2 separate regions of the Homo sapiens genome follow, and region 1 is linked to region 2. A link is an interaction called in ENCODE POLR2A ChIA-PET data of the cell type or tissue named here. Cell type or tissue: GM12878. All regions are shown on one strand. Region 1 overlaps MSH3 (mutS homolog 3). Region 2 holds the start of LOC124901017 (a long non-coding RNA gene).

The links. Peaks named below come from ENCODE experiments on the same cell type or tissue, not always from the same donor. Only the 100,000 strongest peaks of a DNase experiment are listed, where the experiment ranks them.
Region 1: POLR2A ChIA-PET joins it to region 2 with 7 read pairs; 2 of 35 experiments call an interaction of 5 or more read pairs at or near these places.

Annotation. Positions count from the first base shown.
Region 1 is chr5:80,829,124-80,834,123 of GRCh38, forward strand. The region is part of intron 20 of MSH3 (mutS homolog 3); the gene reads left to right. Among named protein-coding and RNA genes, the nearest start is that of RASGRF2, 130 kb to the right of the region's middle. In GM12878, no CTCF peak of the experiment used is centred here; no DNase peak of the experiment used is centred here.
Region 2 is chr5:81,209,530-81,214,529 of GRCh38, forward strand. RASGRF2 (Ras protein specific guanine nucleotide releasing factor 2) reads left to right here. Exons shown (of 27, transcript NM_006909.3): 23 at 2,837-3,034. It overlaps LOC124901017 (a long non-coding RNA gene), which reads right to left and starts at 1,409. Exons shown (of 2, transcript XR_007058842.1): 1 at 530-1,409. RefSeq lists an enhancer at 3,009-3,068. In GM12878, a CTCF peak has its summit at 2,995 (motif pointing left); DNase peaks (open chromatin) are centred at 464 and 2,982.

The sequences.
Region 1 (5,000 bases), 380 kb before region 2:
ATCACCTCTTAAATGCCCCACCTCTTAGTACTGTTACATTGGAGATTAAGTTTCAACTTGAATTTCAGAAGGGTCAAAATTTGAACCAAAGTACTGTTTATTTCCTTTTCCTGTCTTATTGCATTAACTAGTACTTCCACTGCAGTGTTGAAAAGGAGTGGTAAGAGGTGACAGCTTCCTATTTTGGCTGATCCTAGTTGGAAAAGCTTCAAGTTTCTCACCATTAAGTATGATGTTAGCTATAGGTTTTTTTGTGAATATTCCTTATCAAGTTGAGGAAGTTCTCCTCTATTCTTAATTTACTGAGAGTTTTTATCATGAATGGGTGTCGGATTTTATCAAATGCTTTCTATGCGTCTGTTGATATGATCATGTGATTTTTCTTCTTTAGCCAGTTGATGTGATGGATTATGTTAACTGGTGATCAAATGTTCACCCAGTCTTGCACACTTAGGATGAGTCCTACTTAGTTATGGTCTGTTTTTCTTTTTATACATTGTTGGATTCATTTTGCTAATATTTTATTGAGGATTTTTGCATCTATGTTCATGAGAGATATTGGCCTGTAGTTTTCTTATAATGCCTTTGTCCGGTTTTGGTATTAAGGTAATGCTGGCCTTATAGAATGTGTCAGGAAGTATTCCCTCTGCTTCTATTGTCTGAAACAGATTATAGAGAATTGGTCTAATTTCTTCCTTAAATGTTTGATAGAATTCACCAGTGAAGCCATTTGTGCCTGGTGTTTTCTATTTTAGAAGGTTAATACTTATTGATTCAATTTCTTTAATAGATACAGGCCTATTCAGATTGTCCCTGTCTTTTTGTGGGAGTTTTGACAGATTGTATCTTTCAAGGAATCAGTCTGTTTTATCTAGGATATGAAATTTATGGCCATAACACTTTACAGTATTCCTTTATTATCTTTTTAATGCCCATGAGATCTGTGGTGATGTCTCCTCTTCTATTTTTAATATTAGTAATTTGTATCCTCTCTCTTTTTTTCTTAGCCAAGCTAGAAATTATTAATTTTCTTGATCTTTTCAAAGAATTAGCTTTTGGTGTTGTTGATTTTTCTCTATTGATTTTCTATTTCCAATTTCACTGATTTCTGCTGTAATCTCATCATTTATTGTCTTCTGCCTACTTCAGATTTAATTTACTTTCCTGTTTCTGGTTTGCCCTTGAACTCTTATTTTTAAGAATCTCTACAAGTGACTCTGATGCACAAATTTAGGAGCCATTGTTTGCATTTTAATTTCTAACATTTTATAGGAAGAAAAACAGGATCAGAGAGAGATTTTGTTTTGCATGAGGTTATAATGTGTGCAGTTTATAAGGATGCAGCCTCTGGTTATATTGGGTTCCCCTGTATTCATCTTATTGATTTATCTGATTAATTTTATCCATGATGACAGATTAATCTTCCTTTGACAACCTTAATTATGTGTAGTTTTCCTAGCTATAGTTAACATTGAGTGAAATCATTTGCTCTGTTAATTATTTTTCTTTGCAGTTCTTGGGACTTTCCCACAAAGTGGACTACTAGCTATGTTAGAGGATGAGTTGCCCAGTCAGCACAGTGTGGATTTTCTTTGAAGGAAAATACCTGTGTCCTTCGTAAGTGTCCTACACATGCTTTATAGACAGGGCCAGGGAACACTGTCATGTGAGCCTGTAGAAATTTAGAATTTTTCTGGATTGTTCTCTTGATTCTCATCAGTGTTTCCACGGAAATTGAAAGATTGCTACAGTGGGTTTTGCTTGATTATATGTGCAGTTTAGTATTATAACTTTTATAAATAAACTTTAAATACTGTAGTGTGATCTTATTGCAATCATTAGAAGGAAGGATTATATGAGAGAAACTTTTTTTTCTATTATAATACACATGCTTCTCAAGTTAAAATGGGACTATGCCCTGATAAACCCATCATAAGTCAGAAACATCATAAATCAAAAATGCACTTAATACTCCAGTAAGCTCGTTATAAAATTTTAAAATAATAAGTCAGGGATTGTCTGTAATTTTACTTATGCTAATAAATGTTTTTCATATTGCTAGAAGAAGGCTAGTTATTTCTGCCTTGTCTTAACAGAATGATACGATATAATTCTTAAATGTATCATTTGTGATTTTTAAAAATAACATTTGTTTTTCTAATTACACAAGTAATGCATGTTCATTATGCAAAATTTTAAACTCAAAATTTTTTAATCACTTGTAATTCCACCACCTGGAGATCATTGTTGTTTAGGTAGATGGCTTTCCAGGCTTTTTTAAAGTGCACATATGTAGTGGTAAATCATTTGTAATTTCATTCCATTTCTGAGTTATTGTTTATGTTTAATTAAATACAAGACAGATTTACTAATTCACGCTTTTTATGCCTTTTAAATACCATATGGTGCCTACATATCTTTTAGTAATTGGTATTCTCTTACAGTCTTTCCTCTACTTGGACTTTAGTTTTTTGGGGTGTTTTTCTTCCTTATACCATCCTTCTTAAAAGTTAGAGTACTTTGTTAGTTAGGAGATTAGCTATCTTTTGTAAAATGTATGTAATATCCAAAAAAAAAAAAAACAAGCTTTGACTTAGACATCCATTTTGGACAGAGTTCAAAGTTTTTAGCAACCTGAAGTGAATGGGAACATCTTCAGTTTCAGAAAGCACACAAAATAAACTAACTCTTAAAACCTCTCCAGGTTGGGCGTGGTGGCTGACTCCTGTAATCCCAGCACTTTGGGAGGCCGAGGCGGGTGGATCACGAGGTCAGGAGATCGAGACCATCCTGGCTAACACGGTGAAACCCTGTCTCTACTAAAAATACAAAAAAATTAGCCGGGTGTGGTGGCGGGGCGCCTATAGTCCCAGCTACTCGGGAGGCTGAGGCAGGAGAATGGCGTGAACCCGGGAGGCGGAGCTTGCAGTGAGCTGAGATCGCGCCACTGCACTCCAGCCTGGGCGACAAGGCGAGACTCCTTCTCAAAAAACAAAAAAACAAAAAAACAAAAAAAACTCTCCCATACAAAGCACTTAGAGGATAAATCTATATTCCACTTATATGAGATGCCTAGAATAAGCACATTCATAGAGACAGAAAATATGGGGAAAGGGGAGAGTTTTCCAGGATGGGGAAAGGGGAGAGTAAAGAGTTACTCTTAATGGATACAGAGTTTCTCTTTCTGTTTCTGATGAAAAAGTTCTGCAAATGGAGGCCTGGCATGGTGGCTCACGCCATAATCCCAGCACTTTAGGAGGCTGAGGTGGGCAGATAACCTGAGGTCAGGAGTTAAAGACCAGGCTGGCCAACATGGTGAAACTCTGTCTCTAGTAAAAATACAAAACTTATACAGGGTGGTGGTGCAAGCCTGCAATCCTAGCTACTCAGGAGGCTGTGGCAGGAGAATCTCTTGAACCTGGGAGGCAGAGGTTGTGGTAAGCTGAGATTGTCCCACTGCACTCCAGCCTCGGTGACAGAGTAAGACTCCATTAAAAAAAAAAAAAAATTCTGTAAATGGAAAGTAGTGATGGCTACACAACATTGTGGATGTTAATACCACTGAGCTGTGTACCTAAGAAATGCTAAAATGGTAAATTTTATTATTTTTATATATATATATCATAATTTTTAAAAGCACTTGAAGTATGTCCAATAATACTGTTGTAATAGGAATAATCATTGCCTCTACTTAACAATTTTAATATTTAAGCTCTAGTTATCATTCAATATGAAAAGTCCTCTTTTCCTAATTGCAGTATTTCTCCCTTATACTAGCATTTTCCTTGCAAAAGGCCCAGAGATTGTGATTTGAAGGGACAGAAGCCCACTCCATTTGCCTGAGAGACATCTAGAATATTATCTCAAAATAGTAAGATCTCATAAAAACAAACTGTTTTTCAAATTTCCATGAAAGTGTTTTTTATTTTAGAAACTGACCCAAAAAAGTACTAATTTCTTTTTTCCACAATGCTTTATTAAGCTTTGTTGACCTATATAAGGGTTATAGGCGAGGAGGGGAGTAGGGGGATTAGAAAGATTAGTCAGCTGCCACTCCTAAAAATATCAGAGTGATTTTTTTTTTCCTTAATCACATAACTGTAACCTTCTGTCTACTCAGGGCAAACTAACTTTAAGATGAAACCTAAAGAATGGATTTTTCATTTTTTACTACATTTGACTGTAAATACAGACAGCTTGATAATAATAACATATGCTGTGGAATTCCCTAAATCTCTAACATATTTTAACATCATTGTCTAGTATAGTATGTCTTATAAATGATTGTTGATTTAATAAAAACTATAAACTTTATTTATTTTTTTGTTTTTTTGTTTTGAGATGGAGTCTCGCTCTGTCGCCAGGCTGGAGTGCAGTGGCACCATCTCGGCTCACTGCAACCTCCACCTCCCGGGTTCAAGTGAGTCTCCTGCCTCAGCCTCCTGAGTAGCTGGGACTACAGGAGCGTGCCACCACACCCAGCTAATTTTTGTATTTTTAGTAGAGATGGGGTTTCACCATGTTGGCCAGGATGGTCTCGATCACTTGACCTCATGATCCGCCCACGTCAGCCTCCCAAAGTGCTGGGATTACAGGCGTGAGCCACCTCGCACAGCCAAACTTTCTTGTTAATGTATATCTTGTCTTGCTTCTAAAACTGATTTTAGGCGTGAGCCACTGCGCCCAGCCATCTTAGGCACTTTACTGAGATATTTACAACATAGCAGAATAATAAGAGAAGAGAATGGTATCAAAGACTCTGGATCAGAGAGAAAATAAGAATTGAATTATGATATAAAGCCAGGTATAAGATGTTATTCAGTTGTTTTCTAGTAATCAAGCTAGAATAAATAAACTATACATTTCTTAAAGGAAATTAACAGGAAATACGTTTATCAATAAACAGTTCCCACAATTATAAATGCATACTTCCCCAGTAGCCTTGATGACTGGTTCATGAGCCAGTATTTCTTCAGTGTGTATTCAGCATTGCTACTTCC
Region 2 (5,000 bases):
CAGTGTTTCATGCAGGCTTTCCCCAAAGCACGTGGATGCTGTGTGAATGCTACCACACAATGAGCTTCAGTGCCGCTGCTGCCTAAAGGACAAGGGCATGGCCCATCTAGTGCCTGCCCTGAGAAACAGATTCCCTGCTGTGGGAAGCAAACCTCTGTTACCTGTGGTGAACCAACACAGGGGATATAATGGACACTCAAAGAGAGGTTCGATCCCAGGCTCCAGACCCACATGTCTCCTCTGCTGGGACGACTGCTACATTGCATTCTTGACAATTACAGATGGAACCTTTCATCTGCACCCCAGAGCCGCCAAGCCTGCTTCTTCATTGTCCTCTCTGTTCTCAGTCTTGGGTAGTGGCCTCACCATACACTCACTCACCCAAGCACAGGATCTAGACGTCATCTTCTCCCTTACCAGCTCACCCTTACCACTGCCCAACATATTTGCAAACTCTAAATCTACATATATCTCAGGCTCTTCCCCACCCTGCCTTCCCCGCTGCCACCACCTTGATGTGGCCTTTTACCTTGTCTCTCCAGGAGCTCCTGACTCATCTCTCCCCTGCAACCTCACTGCCCTCCAATCCATCTGTTAGGTTCAGAGTCAGGTTCCAGCCCATGCTGAGGTCTGAGGGGAGTGGGTGGATGCCTGAAAGAACACGTAGGGGGCCGTAGGTAGGTGAAAGATGATTTTGTTCAGCGGGCGCTCTCATCAGCAGCTGTCTCATTAGCAGCTCTTTCATCAGCAGCTCTCTTACGCTGTCTCTTCTGTCTCAGCTGCTTGAGCCAGTCGCTCCCGCGCACAGCTGTGTGGCCAGCTCTCACTTGCCTTCAGGGTCAGCAGCTTAACTCTTTCTCTGGGCATGAGCTCCTGTACAGTGTCAACAGGGCAATTATACCTTTTACAGACAATAGTGGCTTAGAGCCAAGTGATGGCCTTCCGTGTTATGGCTACATGGCTGTGATCACAAGTGGAGTTATACACCTGTGCTCTAAACTCACTGAGTCCCTCTGGCCCGGATGTCCACCTTGGCCTATCCTAGACCAAAGCACAGCCATGTACCTTAAACCATCCTGCATGCAGTGGCACAGGAATGACTTCTCTGAAAGGTCAATCTAATTATCTACCTCCCTTTGACAAAAATCTGTCAGTGGCTTCCCCTTACCTTAGGGATATGGTCCCAACCTGTCATACAAGAGCACAGCCCATCTGTCACCCTTGCCTCTCCCAGTCCTTGTGCCCCTCAGATGGCTGCCAGGTCCTCCATTACACCATCCCTCCCACCTCTGTCCCCTTGCTCTCATACTTAGATCCTTTAAGACTCAATGCAAGGCTGGAGACTGTAGCTCACACCTGTAATCCCAGCACTTTGGGAGGCCGAGCTGGGAGGATTGCTTTAGCCCAGGAGTTCAAGACCAGCCTGGGCAACATAGTGAGACCCTGTCTTTATAAATACAAAAAATTAGCCAGGCATGGTAGTGCACACCTGTGGTCCCAGCTACTTGGGAGGCTGAGGTGAGAGGATCGCTTGAGCCCTGGACATCGAGGCTCCGGTGAGCTGTAATCATGCCACTGTATTCCACCTGGGGCAATAGAGCAAGATCCTGTCTCCAGAAAAAAAAAAAAAAAAGACTCAGTGCAGGCGTGACCTCTTCCTAGAAGCCTCCTCTGTACTAGACCAGATGCCCCATGCTGCCTGTGTATTCCCAAACCCCACCGTGAATAGACTCAACTTTGTGTTTCGCTGCATGGCATTTACCTGTTTATGTATCTGCGACCCTCCCCTTCCCACCTACCTAGGCTCAGATTGCCTTAAGGTCAGGGATGGATTTATTTGTCTTTCTGTTCCCAGCACCTAAAAGAATCTATTCTATCCCATTTCCTCAATAGTTATTGGCAAGAACTTCTTCATCGAAATTACTGATTAACAAAACCACTTCTTCCCAGGACAAACTGGATTCCAAATAATTCCTCTCCTCACGCTAAGGATGCGCAGGCACTCAGTGAACAGCACTGCAGTAGGTGCTTTAGCGAATTTCCACAGTGATGGTGTTGAGGCACTATGAGATCTTAAGTGTCTTCAGAATCATCAAAGAATGGGTGAATCCATCAGACTTGGTGTATGGATATAAGATTACACGCCCTATATTCCCTTTGTTAATACGGTAATCTCATTTCACTTTTTTTTTCCTCTCCATATTACAAGAGCTGAGCTTCTTAAACTGGCTTTAAGTAATAAAATTACGGTACTTAGCCTCAAAACTATAGGTCCTTTTAACTGCTGGTGAAGAATAAGATGAAGAAAATGTTCTTTTCCTTGCAGCCAAGTGATTCTGGTTTGAGAGTTAATCAGCTCAGAATTTGATCTAACTGGGGGCAAGTGTTTTTTTCTTTCTCTGTGATAACTGTGGCTTCTCAGAGTGAGTAATCACACACTGTTGGGGGCCAAGGAGTAAAGGGAAAGGCCCCAGGGAGTGACATCCATGATCTACAGACATTGCCTTTCCGCAGGCGTTAGGTTATTCTGTCCCATTTCCTCAGTAATTATTAGAAATGACACCATCAAAATTGCTGAGGAACAAAATCATCTCTTCCCTCAACAAGCGGGAATCCAGATAACCCCTGTGTTCACTCAAAGGACAAACAGATGCTCATTAGTTTATTCTTATAGACTTTAGTCTCTTTAGAAAGTTGGTATCTAAATGTAGAATATGATCTTCAAGCTACTCAACACCCTGCCTTCCTGACAGGTCTGCAGATAATTTACATATTTTGCCTAAATGCACTGCTTGGGGCTCTTAGACTGCCTTTCGGGGCTTTTTGATTGTCTCAGATGAGTAACCTGGTGGCCTCCCAGATAATGAACTATGCTGATGTCAGCTCCCGTGCCAACGCCATCGAGAAATGGGTGGCAGTGGCGGACATCTGCCGATGCCTGCACAACTACAACGGCGTGCTGGAGATCACCTCGGCCTTAAACAGAAGTGCCATCTACAGGCTGAAGAAAACCTGGGCCAAGGTCTCTAAGCAGGTGAGCCTCAGCGTGTGACACAGCCTGCTGCTAAGAGGAGGAGAGGCTGGGAGATGGGAGCCAAGTTAAATATTACTAATTAGGAAATCATTAACTGAAATGAGCCGCTCAGTTGCCAAAGAAAGGTGCCAACATGGGTAATTACAGGGCTCTTACCACTTAATTGATTTCATTCATGTGCATTTCTAAAACATTCATTAAAGCATTTTGGGGGACAGCCACAAACAATGTGGTTGTCAGTCAAGAGTTGTTTCCTGAATTATTTCGGAGGGTACATTGATTTTGAGCAAGCACACTTATGTCCAGTGGGTCCATTCTTTCTCTCCCAGAGTGAGGGTGCAAACTCTGTGGGGCCAAAAGCCAGGGACAAAAGGCCTCATTTTTCACCTTTCTCTTGCTCATTCCTGTAGTAGATGTAAAGTTTTGGCATAATAATTTAGATGTGCAGAAATACAATTTTCATTTTCTTTCATTAATCTCAGCTTGCCTATGCCTGTCATTTTCACTCAGATAATTTCAAGATTCAAACTAAATCATGATTCTTCCCCTGCCCTTTCTCCTGGCCTTCTCCCTGGGTGTTGGGTGCCTTGGAGGGCATCTCTGGGCTTTTGGGCACCTGTCTGCTCCTCTGGCCTCCTGTGGTCATTCTTTGCTGATGATTCATTGGGTACAGGCTGCTGTGAATTGCCTGTACCTGGTGTCACCTGGCCTGCTTGCCCTGCCTGGGAACAATGCATGGTGATTGCACCCAGGGAGCCTGGCTGACCTCGTCTCAGGGGCGAGGGGGAAAGGGCCTCAAAGGGCCTCAGGGGAAGTTTCCAGGCTCTCACGTCCCATTGGTGCCAGAGAATAGAAGGGTCTACATCAGGCCCTCTCTGCCTAACCCTCCCCTGCCTTGCTGTGAACACCCAGAGTTGGTGAGGGGAATCTACAGAGTGCCACCTCCAGGGTCCCAGACCGGAAGATCTAGGTATGTTCTGCTGACATGGCCTAAAAACTGTCTCATTTTATCACCCTACTCTGAGGATTTAAGCCCCTCTCAGAGACACTCATTATTTCTTTTCCATCTTCATTTTGCCCTCCAAGCTTTTCCCTTTAGCATAGGAGAACAATTTAATTTCTCCATGTGGCAGGAAACCAAGCCTAAGTCCTATCTTTTATCTTACCTTTCTCAGAGTAAAAATGCAGTGCTCTGAGAATCCCAAATTTGGCCCCTTAGAACTCAAAAGTCCTCTTTTCTGTCAACAATGGACCTGGTAAATAAAAGCCACAGTTTTTAAAAATACTGGTTAAAAACAAAAAAACAAAAAAACAAACTTTTGTTTTGAGATGATTATAGCTTCACATGCAGTTGTAAGAAATAACGCGGGGATTCCCTGCACCTTACACCCAGTTTCCCCCAACAGCAGCATCTTGCACTACTACAGACAGTATCACAACTAGGAAATGAACATTGGTGCAATCCACCAGTCTTATCCAGATTTCACCAGCTTTCTAGGGATCACCAGCTATCACCAAGGGATCCCTAAATCTTAAAGTTTCCAGGCCCACTCCGTAGTTAAGTGATATTCTTGTCTTTGATAGGATGCTGGTTTAGGAATAACCGAACTGATCATGAAATAGAGATGATGAGACTAATATTGAAATGATTGTTTCAAAATTTGAATATACCATCTGTAGAGGCTCTAAATAAAATATTAGCATTTCAGTCACATTATAGGTCACTCACAGTGGCCTTAGCATGGGCTAGTGGACTGTCCCCCAGAGAGGCTGTCTCTAGAGCCAAGCGCCTTACTCCAGTCATGGTAGGTAGGGCCTGGTTGCAGATATACCCTGCTTCAGACACCTTTGATGACAACATCCGCTGTACAGCTGTCCCTTCTCTGCATCTGAGATCAGCCGGGGAGTTGTTCAGCAGGCCTGATAATCTGCACTCTGGAACCCACAGACTGGTCTGTTGCTGTAG